Linked DNA regions of Homo sapiens: region 1 is linked to region 2. A link is a contact called in ENCODE Hi-C or POLR2A ChIA-PET data. All regions are on one chromosome and are shown on one strand. Each heading gives the region's core, a stretch centred on a gene start or an enhancer-like site at or near the end of the contact. The rest is flanking DNA. Distances are from core to core; before and after follow the strand shown.

Region 1 (5,120 bases), core at 1,076-3,575, 72 kb before region 2:
TCCAAATAACTTATATAACAATTAAATTGCCAGGAGATTCTTCAAAACATGTCACCACCTTTTATTTAACAAACAAGCTTCTCCCATTTTCCAGTGTGGTTCTGAGCTACTGTGGGTTGAATCAAGCTAAGTGGATAGGGCTGCACCATTTCAGCCACATCCTACCCCCATCCCACAATGTTCCTATAGATAAGAGCACAGGCAGGCATTGTGATTTTGCTGTATTTGTTGTTTCACAGTAAAACTGCCTTAATTGTGCTTGTCCACATGCAGCTGTAACCATGTGACCCACCAGCACCTGGCCTCATTGTTCGTTCCCCCTGAGTCTCCGAGTCTCCCCCAGGGGCTTCCCAGTGGGCAGCAACTGCAGTATTTGAGTTCGTGGTGCTCTAACCTGAGCAAAAGCTGCTTGTGTTGGGCCAACCACAATCTGTATCCTCAAAAACTGGGAAGAGTTTTATAAAGGAACGACAGCAAACAATCAGCAAAAGCTGAAGAGAAGAGCCTCAGACTACTAAAAAATCTAAAGTTGGGGTGCCTTGAAGCGACCCTTTTCCCCCTTTCAATTGGTACAATTTGGATCCACAGGAGAGGAGGCCTAGTTGGATTCTCCTCAAGTCATTTCTCCTCATTAAAACTGAACTTTACAAAATTGGTGCTTGGCAGGCTTTGTGTCCTGGACCCCTGTGTCTCCCCGGGACCCCAAGACTCTATTTACCCTTGCCTTCCAATGTCCACAGTGTCCTGGTGGTAGCCTCCTCTCCAACCCCATCTGTGTGTCTGTAGAACACAAAAGTGTAGTTACACCTGGTTTCCTGTCAAGGGCGGTGCTGTGAATTTCTACACTCCATACTCTAATGACTACTTGTCATGCTCTTAAAAACATATAGACAGATGCTGTTGGTTGAGCCATGTACCACCTGGGAGGCCTCAGGACTTTAAACTTCTCAAGCCACTGATTTCCTGATTTGAAAAACCAGGTTTGTGAGACACACGGGGCCTTTGTCCAGAGCTGGATGCATAGAGAGCACTCAGTGGAGGTCATCTCCCTCCTCCCCAGGCCAGAACCCTGACTTAACGCTCTCTCTGGTTTTGCTGGCATAGGGCACTCGCCATTTGGTTTGGCCACCCAGCATCTCAAGCCTGTCTGTGTTTGGGGGATTTCTGCTGAATGGCCTTTAGTGGAAGTTTTAGAGGAACTGCTACTTAAAATGATCATCTGAATATGCTCACCTCACCAAACGGTGCTTGTGATTGGCCAAACATTGCCCGGCTTCAGTCTTCCTTGCTTCTAGAGCAGCTGCATGCAGCTTGGGCTCCACCACTCAGAAAGGCCCTCACCATACACAGGAGTGAGTGGCCCAAGAAGGGAAGATCAGAGCTCAGCCTGTCTTTGGTGGGGACGGTGCTAGAGGTAACTGAAAGTGTGCTTTCCTGGAGCAAATGTGGTATCATTATGACAGCATTGATAGCTGTTCTTAAACCAAGTTCTGGTACACAAAACAATGCACAAAGCCAACTACAGAATTCCCCCAACCCCAGTCACATGCAGGATTGGGAGAACAAATGGCAACTTACAAAAGGCAGAAAAAGAAACTCACAACCTATGGACCCCTCCAGTCCACAGAACAGCAAGAGACAAAAGGAAGAACAACCAGAGCAAGAACTAAGAAACGACCCCTCGAGGCCCAAGAATTCCTATTGAGAGTGAGAAAGAAAAATGCCCTTTTATGAACTTGATAATAAAAGAAACCTAAATAAGTCAAAGCGCTTGCCAACTTTTAAATTCTGATTTGCCAGATGCAGAATTCTGATTCTGCACATTCTAAAGATTAAACTTGTGAGAAGCTGCGAATCTGCTTCCACTATATTTGTGCTCTCTTAGGAAGGAGGCCACTGAGGCTCTCCCTACCATGTCCATTCCCACCAGGCTTTCTTCCTGCCACGAAAGTCTGCAAGGTAGAGCTGTCAACACCAGGTTGGTAAATTGAGTAGTAGCTGGTAGAGGGATGACCAGCAGCTGCAGCCACAGCCAGGCGCAAAGGCAGAATTAAAAGTGGAACAATCAAGACAGTGTTTCTAGCACTGTGGTGACATCATACACCATGAACGTTTTATTCATTGTGTGCACAGAGCAGAGAAGAAAGGTTCACTAATTATAGAGAGGCAGATCAGGGAGCAATCCAGATTTTCTAACAAGCCTGCACTCTGGTTTGTGGTGGTGTAAACAATAACTTTTTTAATCGTCTCTGATAGAAGGTATGTGAGCACTGGAGCAATGACCACAAAACTGCCCCTATTTCCCTGCCTGTGTCACAGGGCTGCCTGTCTGGCCCATTGCCTGGGATGAGCAGGTTTCTCTGGATTTGTGTGCTCCCTTTTAGCCAAGACTAGAATTACCTATGATTGGTGGAATGCAAAGTCCTAAGAGTCCCCAGGATTCCACCCAATTTTTTGATGTTGTGCTTCCTTATTACAACTATAACTCCTGCGTCCTAGTGAGCTGTGAATTAGATCAGAGGTTCAAGAACTCCAGCCCATGGGCCAAATGCAGCCCCTGCTTGTTTCTGTAAATAGAGTTGTTTGGATGCGAGGGGCCAACTCACTTTCCTGTTTGTGGCTGCATTCGCGCAGCAATGGCAGAGCTGAGTCATCACCACAGAGAACATAAGACCTGCAGAGCCTAAAATCCTTACTCTCGGCACTTTACCGAAGACGTCTGCTGACCCTGAGTTGGATGCTATCTTGCTTCTGAGCACAAAGAGAGGTTCCCTCCTGAAGTGCTGCAGTGATTTGTCCTGCTTCCCTGGTACTAACCGCTGCGTGCATGGGAGGAAACAGAATAAGAACTCCCTTCCCAACACAGACTATGTTGGAATATCAAAAATAACCAGATGGTTGGGACTCCAATGTAAACATAGAACAGAGGGAACTAAAGCCCCCTGGCACAATCGAGGAAGGATTTGCTTTTATAGATGTGGCCTTTTCTGATCCCATTATAGCAGATATTGGGTTTAAAAACTGTAAAAAAGACCACAGTATATATTTGTTAAAAATCTAGCCTAGTTGGCCGGGCGCGGTGGCTCATGCCTGTAATCCCAGCACTTTCGGAGGTCGAGGCAGGCGGATCACGAGGTCAGGAGATCGAGACCATCCTGGCTAACACGGTGAAACCCCGTCTCTACTAAAAAAATACAAAAAATTAGCTGGGCATGGTGGCAGGCGCCTATAATCCCAGCTACTCGGGAGGCTGAGGCAGGAGAATGGCGTGAACCCGGGAGGTAGAGCTTGCAGTGAGCCAAGATTGTGCCACTGCAATGCAGCCTGGGTGACAGAGCGAGACTCCATTTCAAAAAAAAAAATCTAGTCTAGTTGTTACTAACCTTTTACTGGGGGGAAAGGAGGAGTAAAATTTCTGAAGAATGATATATATACACAGACATCCACAATTTCACTTACAAGTTCTGGGGGTTTCATGGGCCCCCAATAAGCTAATCCACGAACCCCAGATTAAGAAACTCCGATCAATTTTTCTGCTTGCTGTAGGAAAAACAAACTTTAAAAGTGTTAGCCGGCTGGGCACGGTGGCTCATGCCTGTAATCTCAGCTCTTTGGAAGGCCGAGGCAGGTGGATCACGAGGTCAGGAGATTGAGACCACCGTGGCCAACATGGTGAAACTCCATCTCTACTAAAAATACAAAAATTAGCCAGGTGTGGTGGTGTGCACACCTGTAGTCCCAGCTACTCAGGAGGCTGAGGCAGGAGAATCGCTTGAACCCAGAAGACAGAGGTTGCAGTGAGCTGAGATCATGCCATTGCACTCCAGCCTGGGCAACAGAGCGAGACTCTATCTCAAATAGATAAATAAATAAATAAAGTATTAGTCGAGAACCTGTTTTCTTTTCTTTTTTTTTTAATTTTTTTAAAATTATACTTTAAGTTCTAGGGTACATGTGCACAACGTGCAGGTTTGTTACATATGTATACATGTGCCATGTTGGTGTGCTGCACCCATTAACTCGTCATTTACATTAGGTATATCTCCTAATGCCATCCCTCCCCCCTCCCCCCACCCTATGACAGGCCCCGATGTGTGATGTTCCCCTTCCTGTGTCCAAGTGTTCTCATTGAAGAACCTGTTTTCAATTAGCTTAATTAAAAATTAGCAAGTGGTTATCTGCCAATTAATTTAAAATTGACAGCATCAGCCAGGCACGATGGCTCATGCCTGTAATCCCAGCACTTTGGGAGACTGAAGTGGGCAGATCAGGAGGTCAAAAGATTGAGACCATCCTGGCCAACATGGTCAAACCCCGTCTCTACTAAAAATACAAAAATTAGCTGGGCATGGTGGTGCACGCCTGTAGTCTCAGCTACTCGGGAGGCTGAGGTCGGAGAATCGCTTGAACCCAGGAGGTGGAGGTTGCAGTGAGCCGAGATTGTGCCATCTCAATCAATCAATCAATAAAAATTGACAGCATTTACTAAGGGCCAAATGAGTGGTACCGACAATAACGTTATTTGAATTGAGAAAAGTAAGAGATAATTGTTGTTTAGTAAGGTGAGAGCAGCCTTCACAGAAGAGATGCAATTTGTCTATGATCTCACAGAATTGCGAAGTTTTAGACAAGCAGGAAGGAGCAGGGAGGGCTGGGCTGCAAATGTCTTCAAGGCTCAGAGAGATCTCGTCCCTGGGTGTCTCCCTGTGGGCCCCAGGTGGCAGGGGAGCTAAAACATCCCTAAAAGTCACCTAAAGAACGTTCAGGTGTCTGTTCCAGATTCTACAGTGCACCTAACCAGTAAGAAACCACACTTGTCAAGAAACTCAAGCTAACCTGCTATTATCTAAAAAGTCTGCTTACATACTCCTCCTTTTTACACTTCCATACTTCTGTGAGGCCAGACATTCTTCCTCTACTTCAGCCATGGCAACACATTGTAACAAATTCAGCCTAAATGTAAGAACAGATAAGGACAGCCCAGCTGTCTTCCATTAACCCTGACGCCAGGGAGATTTGCAAAACACCAAAACACTGTCGTTCCTACTCATTGTCTTTGGGGCTTTGGAAAATATAGATACTTTCATAACAATATGGAATTTATGTAATGGAATTTTTAT
Region 2 (4,841 bases), core at 1,258-3,757:
CTCCTCACCTCAGGTGATCTGGCTGCCTTGGCCTCCCAAAGTGCTGAGATTACAGGCGTGAGCCACTGCGCCCAGTCTGTTTATTTCTATAGTGTAAAAATCCATTCTTCAGGATTCAATAAACTCTTGAAAGCATTTTCTGCATCCTGCTGGTCCTGAAAGCATTTTCCCTGCAAAGAGTTGTCAAGATGCTCGAATAAGTAGTAGTCAGTTGGCGAGAGATCAGGTGAATACGGCAGATGAGGTGAAACTTCGTAGCCCAATTTGTTCAACTTTTAAAGCGTGAGTTGTGTGACATGTGGTCAGGTGCTGTCATGAAGAAGAATTGGGCTTTTCTGTTGATCAATGCTGCCTGCAGGCGCTGGAGTTTTCAGTGCATGTCATCAATTTGCTGAGTACACTCCTCAGAGGCAATGGTTTCACTGGCATTCAGAAAGCTGCAGTGGATCAGACGAGCCGACGACCACCAAATAGTGACCATAACCTTTTTTGGTGCAAGTTTGGCTTTGGGAAGTGCCTTGGAGCGTCTTCTTGGTCCAACCACTGAGCTGGTCATTGCCGGTTGTCGTATAAAATCCACTTTTCGTCACATCACAATCCAATCAAGAAATGGTTCATTGTTGCTGCATAGAATGAGAGAAAACGACACCTCAAAATGGTGATTTTCTTTTTTTAAATTTTCAGTCAGTTCACGAGGCACCAACTTATCGAGCTTTTTCACCTTTCCAATTTGCTTCAAATGACAAATGACTGTAGAAACTGTATCACTAGGCTGGGCGTGGTGGCCCACGCCTGTAATCTCAGTACTCTGGGAGGCCAAGGTGGGCAGATTATTTGAGGTCAGGAGTTCAAGACCAGCCTGGCCAACATGTTGAAACCCCGTCTCTACTAAAAATACAGAAATTAGCTGAGGGTGGTGGTGCACACCTGTAATCCCAGCTACTCCAGAGGCTGAGGCAGGAGAATCGCTTGAACCCAGAAGGCAGAGGTTGCAGTGAGCAGAGACTACACCACTGCACTCCAGCCTGGGCAACAGAGCAAGACTCAGTCTGAAAAAAAAAATGCATCATGTATGTTTATTGCAGCACTGTTCGCAATAGCAAAGACTTGGAACCAACCCAAATGCCCATCAATGATAGACTGGATAAAGAAAATGGGGGCACATATACACCATAGAATACTATGCAGCCATAAGAAAGGATGAGTTCATGTCCTTTGCGGGTACATGGATGAAGCTGGACACCATCATTCTCAACAAACACACATGGAACAGAAAATCAAACACATGTTCTCACTCATAAGTGGGAGTTGAACAATGAGGACATGTGGACACAGGGAGGGGAACATCACACACTGGGGCCTGTCGCAGGGTGGGGGTCTAGGGGAAGGATAGCATTAGGAGAAATACCTAATGTAGATGACAGGTTGATGAGTGCAGCAAACCACCATGGTACCTGCACATTCTGCACATGTATCCAATAACTTAAAGTATAATAATAATTTTAAAAAGGCCGGGCATGGTGGTTCACTCCTGTAATCCCAGCACTTTGGGAGGCCGAGGCCGGTGGATCACAAAGTCAGGAGTTCGAGACCATCCTGGCTAACACAGTGAAACCCCGTCTCTATTAAAAATACAAAAAAGTTAGCCAGGCTTGATGGCACACGCCAATAGTCCCAGCTACTTGGGAGGCTGAGGCAGGAGAACTGCTTGAACCCAGGAGGTGGAGGTTGCAGTGAGCCGAGATTGTGTCATTGCACTCCAGCCTGGGTGACAGAGCAAGACTCCATCTCAAAAAAAAAAAAAAGAAAAATAGAAAGTAGGTAAAATTAATTGTAATAATATATCTCATTTAACTAAAAAAAAAGTGCATTACTAGACACTCTTTAGGGCTGTAATAATTCCAATAAAATACTCTAAGGAATACTTGCCCCAGTAACAGCATCTCCGCCGATAAACTGATGACAACTCTGACTTCATGCCTTTGGAACCAATAAACTCTGTTCCTAAGTAGGTTACATGAACCTCTCTCTTCCTGCTAAAAAAAAGCGTCCCTTTACCTTTCAGCAGATGGCACTTGTGGGTTGCCACTCTGTGAATCTCTGATAAACCACTTTTTCCACTCCTGAATAAATTCAACATATCTGGAAGTAAGATTCTTAAGTGTCTTTTTTTTTAGGTTGACATACTCTGTGGTCAGAAGTGGGATGAAACAAGGGTACCTTTAAAACAGATCGGCAACCTTTGGGACAAGACGAGGTACACACAATTGAGCTGTACTTCCGCGGATTGCCTTTTTTCTACCCAGGTACATCTCTCAGGTCAGGCTTCCTTCCTTTGATAGCAGCTGTCTGTTGAGCTTATTTAGGACCTGAGTGGGTTAAGTCACTGTAGTAAAGGCTCTCGTATCCCTTCTGGGACTATAAAAGACTTTTTATGTATTCTGGCAAGTCACGCAAACTGTCTTTTTACTAGAAATGACTTGCCAGAATAGATAAAAAGTCTTTGTTTGTGTTTCTGATCCTGGTAAATGAACTTTTGGTTTCAGTTTTGTTCTGAGTTGTTAGCATATTCTTATACATTTGTTTACTGCTTGCTTTTTCCCCCATTTGTTTCTGAACATCTTTCAAGAACAAAATTTGCTTTCTAAAATGGTAGGCAAGGGTTGACCCTTTAAAAGCCATTAGGGTAGTTGCCACCATTCTGTGAGGGATGTCAGTCTCCAGAGAAAAAGTCTGTTGTTAGAATCAACTGGTACAAAGACAGAGAAAAGTATCACTTGGGGGCCTGCCAGTTAAAAAAAATCATGTATCCAGGGAAAACTTGGTCATGGGGTGCGGGATGGGCAGTCAGTGCGCAGGCTGGGGCCAAGTCAGACAAAAATCCTGTGCCAGGCACACTAAAACAAGCACCGGTCCAAACCCCTAACATACAGAAATCGGCAAAGTTTGCAGGTTAAATCACTGCCCAGGTAGCGTCGGTCAGCATGGAGTACTCTGATAGATATGCCACCAATCAACAAGATACATAAAAGAAGAAAGATTTCAATACCTCTCCTGCTCAACTCAAGATAAAGATACAGGGAGGGAGATGGGACAGATGTCTTAATAACATCAAACCAAAAAACCCATGGGGTCTTTTGTTTTTGTTCTTGTTTTGTCATGTAAAGAATGTATCCATGCATTAAGGAATGTTTTTGCTGTGATTAAAAATAAAGAGTTGTATTTTTGAAAAGAATGTCTTATCTCTTTGAGGTATACACTTGAAGTGGTTGCAAATTAAAGTATATGATGTGCAAGTTTGTTTTAGAATAACCTGTCAAAGTGGGAGGGGGTGAGTACATATGAAACAAAATTGATGAAGTTGGTAATGGCTGAAGGTGGAAAATGAGTTTAACTCTTTTATTTTTTGCATGCTTAAAATCTTCCACGATAAAAATGTTTTAATGTAGCTATGGAACTATACAGGAAGGAATACATCTTCAAAAACAAGCTTTCTACTAATAGAAGAGCCACTAACAGTACTAATGGTACTCTAGTAATAGACTATCAATTTTTTACTGTATTTATCCCCTTGTTTCAGACTCATCTGTTTCTGTGTTCATCATTCCTTCTAGGCGGTGTTTCTCCATCTCAGCACTATGGACATTTGGAGTCAGATCGTTCTTTGCTAGGGGGTTGTTCTGTGCACAGCAGAATGTTTGGCAGCATTCCTGGACTCCACCTACCAGATGCCAGGAGCACATTTGTTCCTTAACCCCTATTTATAACAATCAAAAACACCTACAGACATTGCCAAAGGCCCAAGGAGAGGAGAGGGCACTCGAAATCACTTAGACATGAGCCATCTAATGCCATCCAATTAGATCAAATGCCTCAAGGAGCGTTGTCAATTTTGCGCTCCTGGTGATGAAAACAAGGATTGGTACATACTAAGTGTTGACTAAAAATCTAGTGAATAATTAGGTTGGATGCCTTACCAGAAGCCATAGGTAAATAGAAGTATAAAGGAAAATAAACATAAAGTAAAGCTGGGTGGCAGTTCAGTTTGCTGACAATGGCATCAAGTTTATTCTTGAAGAATTGTATGTTAAAAAAAATCTAACTAATGTGGTTTGTTATCAGTAGAATTTATTAACTGTAATTTTAAAATTATATGTCAAACATTTATATATATTTGTTAAACACATATTTATATTTAGTTAATAATAAAATTATACACACACACACACACACACACACACACACACACACATATATATATATAATCTTTTTTGAGACAAAGTCTTGCTCTGTCTCCCAGGCTGAAGTGCAGAGATGGGACCATAGCCCACTGCAGCTTCCAACTCCTGGGCTCAAGTGATCATCTTGCATCAGCCTCCCAAATAGCTGGGACTACAGGCACCACCATGCCTGGATAATTTCTTTCTCTATTTTTGCAGAGATGGAGGTGTTGTTATGTTGCCCAGACTGTTACTGAATTCCTGGCCTCAAGCTATCCTCCTGCCTTGGCCTCCCAAAGCCCTAATATTTTATATAAAATGTGCATATTACTGTATTAGGCTTGAATGTTATTACTCTCAATTATCCAAACTTGAATTAAGTCCACTGCCTGACAGATGACATTAACATATCATAGTATTTACTTATCCAGCAATCTCAACTCTCTCAATTCATTCACGCTGTTCTTACAAAATACCATAAACTGGTGGCTTGTAAACAACAGAAATTTATTTCTCACAGTTGGGAAGTCCAAGATCAAGGTGTCAGAAAACTTACTGGCTGAAAAGAGTCTGCTTTCTGGTTGATAGAGGCTGCCTTTTCACCATGTCTCAACATAGAAG

Evidence for each region. A loop is a pair of places that touch in the nucleus more often than their neighbours do. ChIA-PET counts read pairs that join two places held with the same protein, here RNA polymerase II (POLR2A). Pooled maps may share reads with other maps.
Region 1: a map with no recorded cell type shows a loop between it and region 2 (2.7-fold over the local background). The contact joins two enhancer-like sites. A Hi-C loop is called at or near these places in 1 of 168 maps with a recorded cell type or tissue (IMR-90), 2 of 37 single-sample maps with no recorded cell type and 4 of 50 pooled maps. POLR2A ChIA-PET finds 5 or more read pairs at or near these places in 2 of 52 experiments (A549 and activated T-cell).

Annotation. Positions count from the first base shown.
Region 1 is chr13:24,036,161-24,041,280 of GRCh38, reverse strand. It overlaps a transcript of SPATA13 not described here. Among named protein-coding and RNA genes, the nearest start is that of SPATA13, 120 kb to the left of the region's middle. RefSeq lists an enhancer at 2,477-2,771. Within about 2 kb of position 2,325, at least 7 of the 41 ENCODE cell types and tissues checked have a DNase peak (open chromatin) inside an H3K27ac peak, as active enhancers do.
Region 2 is chr13:23,964,422-23,969,262 of GRCh38, reverse strand. It overlaps LOC105370115 (a long non-coding RNA gene), which reads right to left. Exons shown (of 5, transcript XR_941753.2): 4 at 4,777-4,841; 5 at 1-623. Among named protein-coding and RNA genes, the nearest start is that of C1QTNF9B, 69 kb to the right of the region's middle. Within about 2 kb of position 2,507, at least 5 of the 41 ENCODE cell types and tissues checked have a DNase peak (open chromatin) inside an H3K27ac peak, as active enhancers do.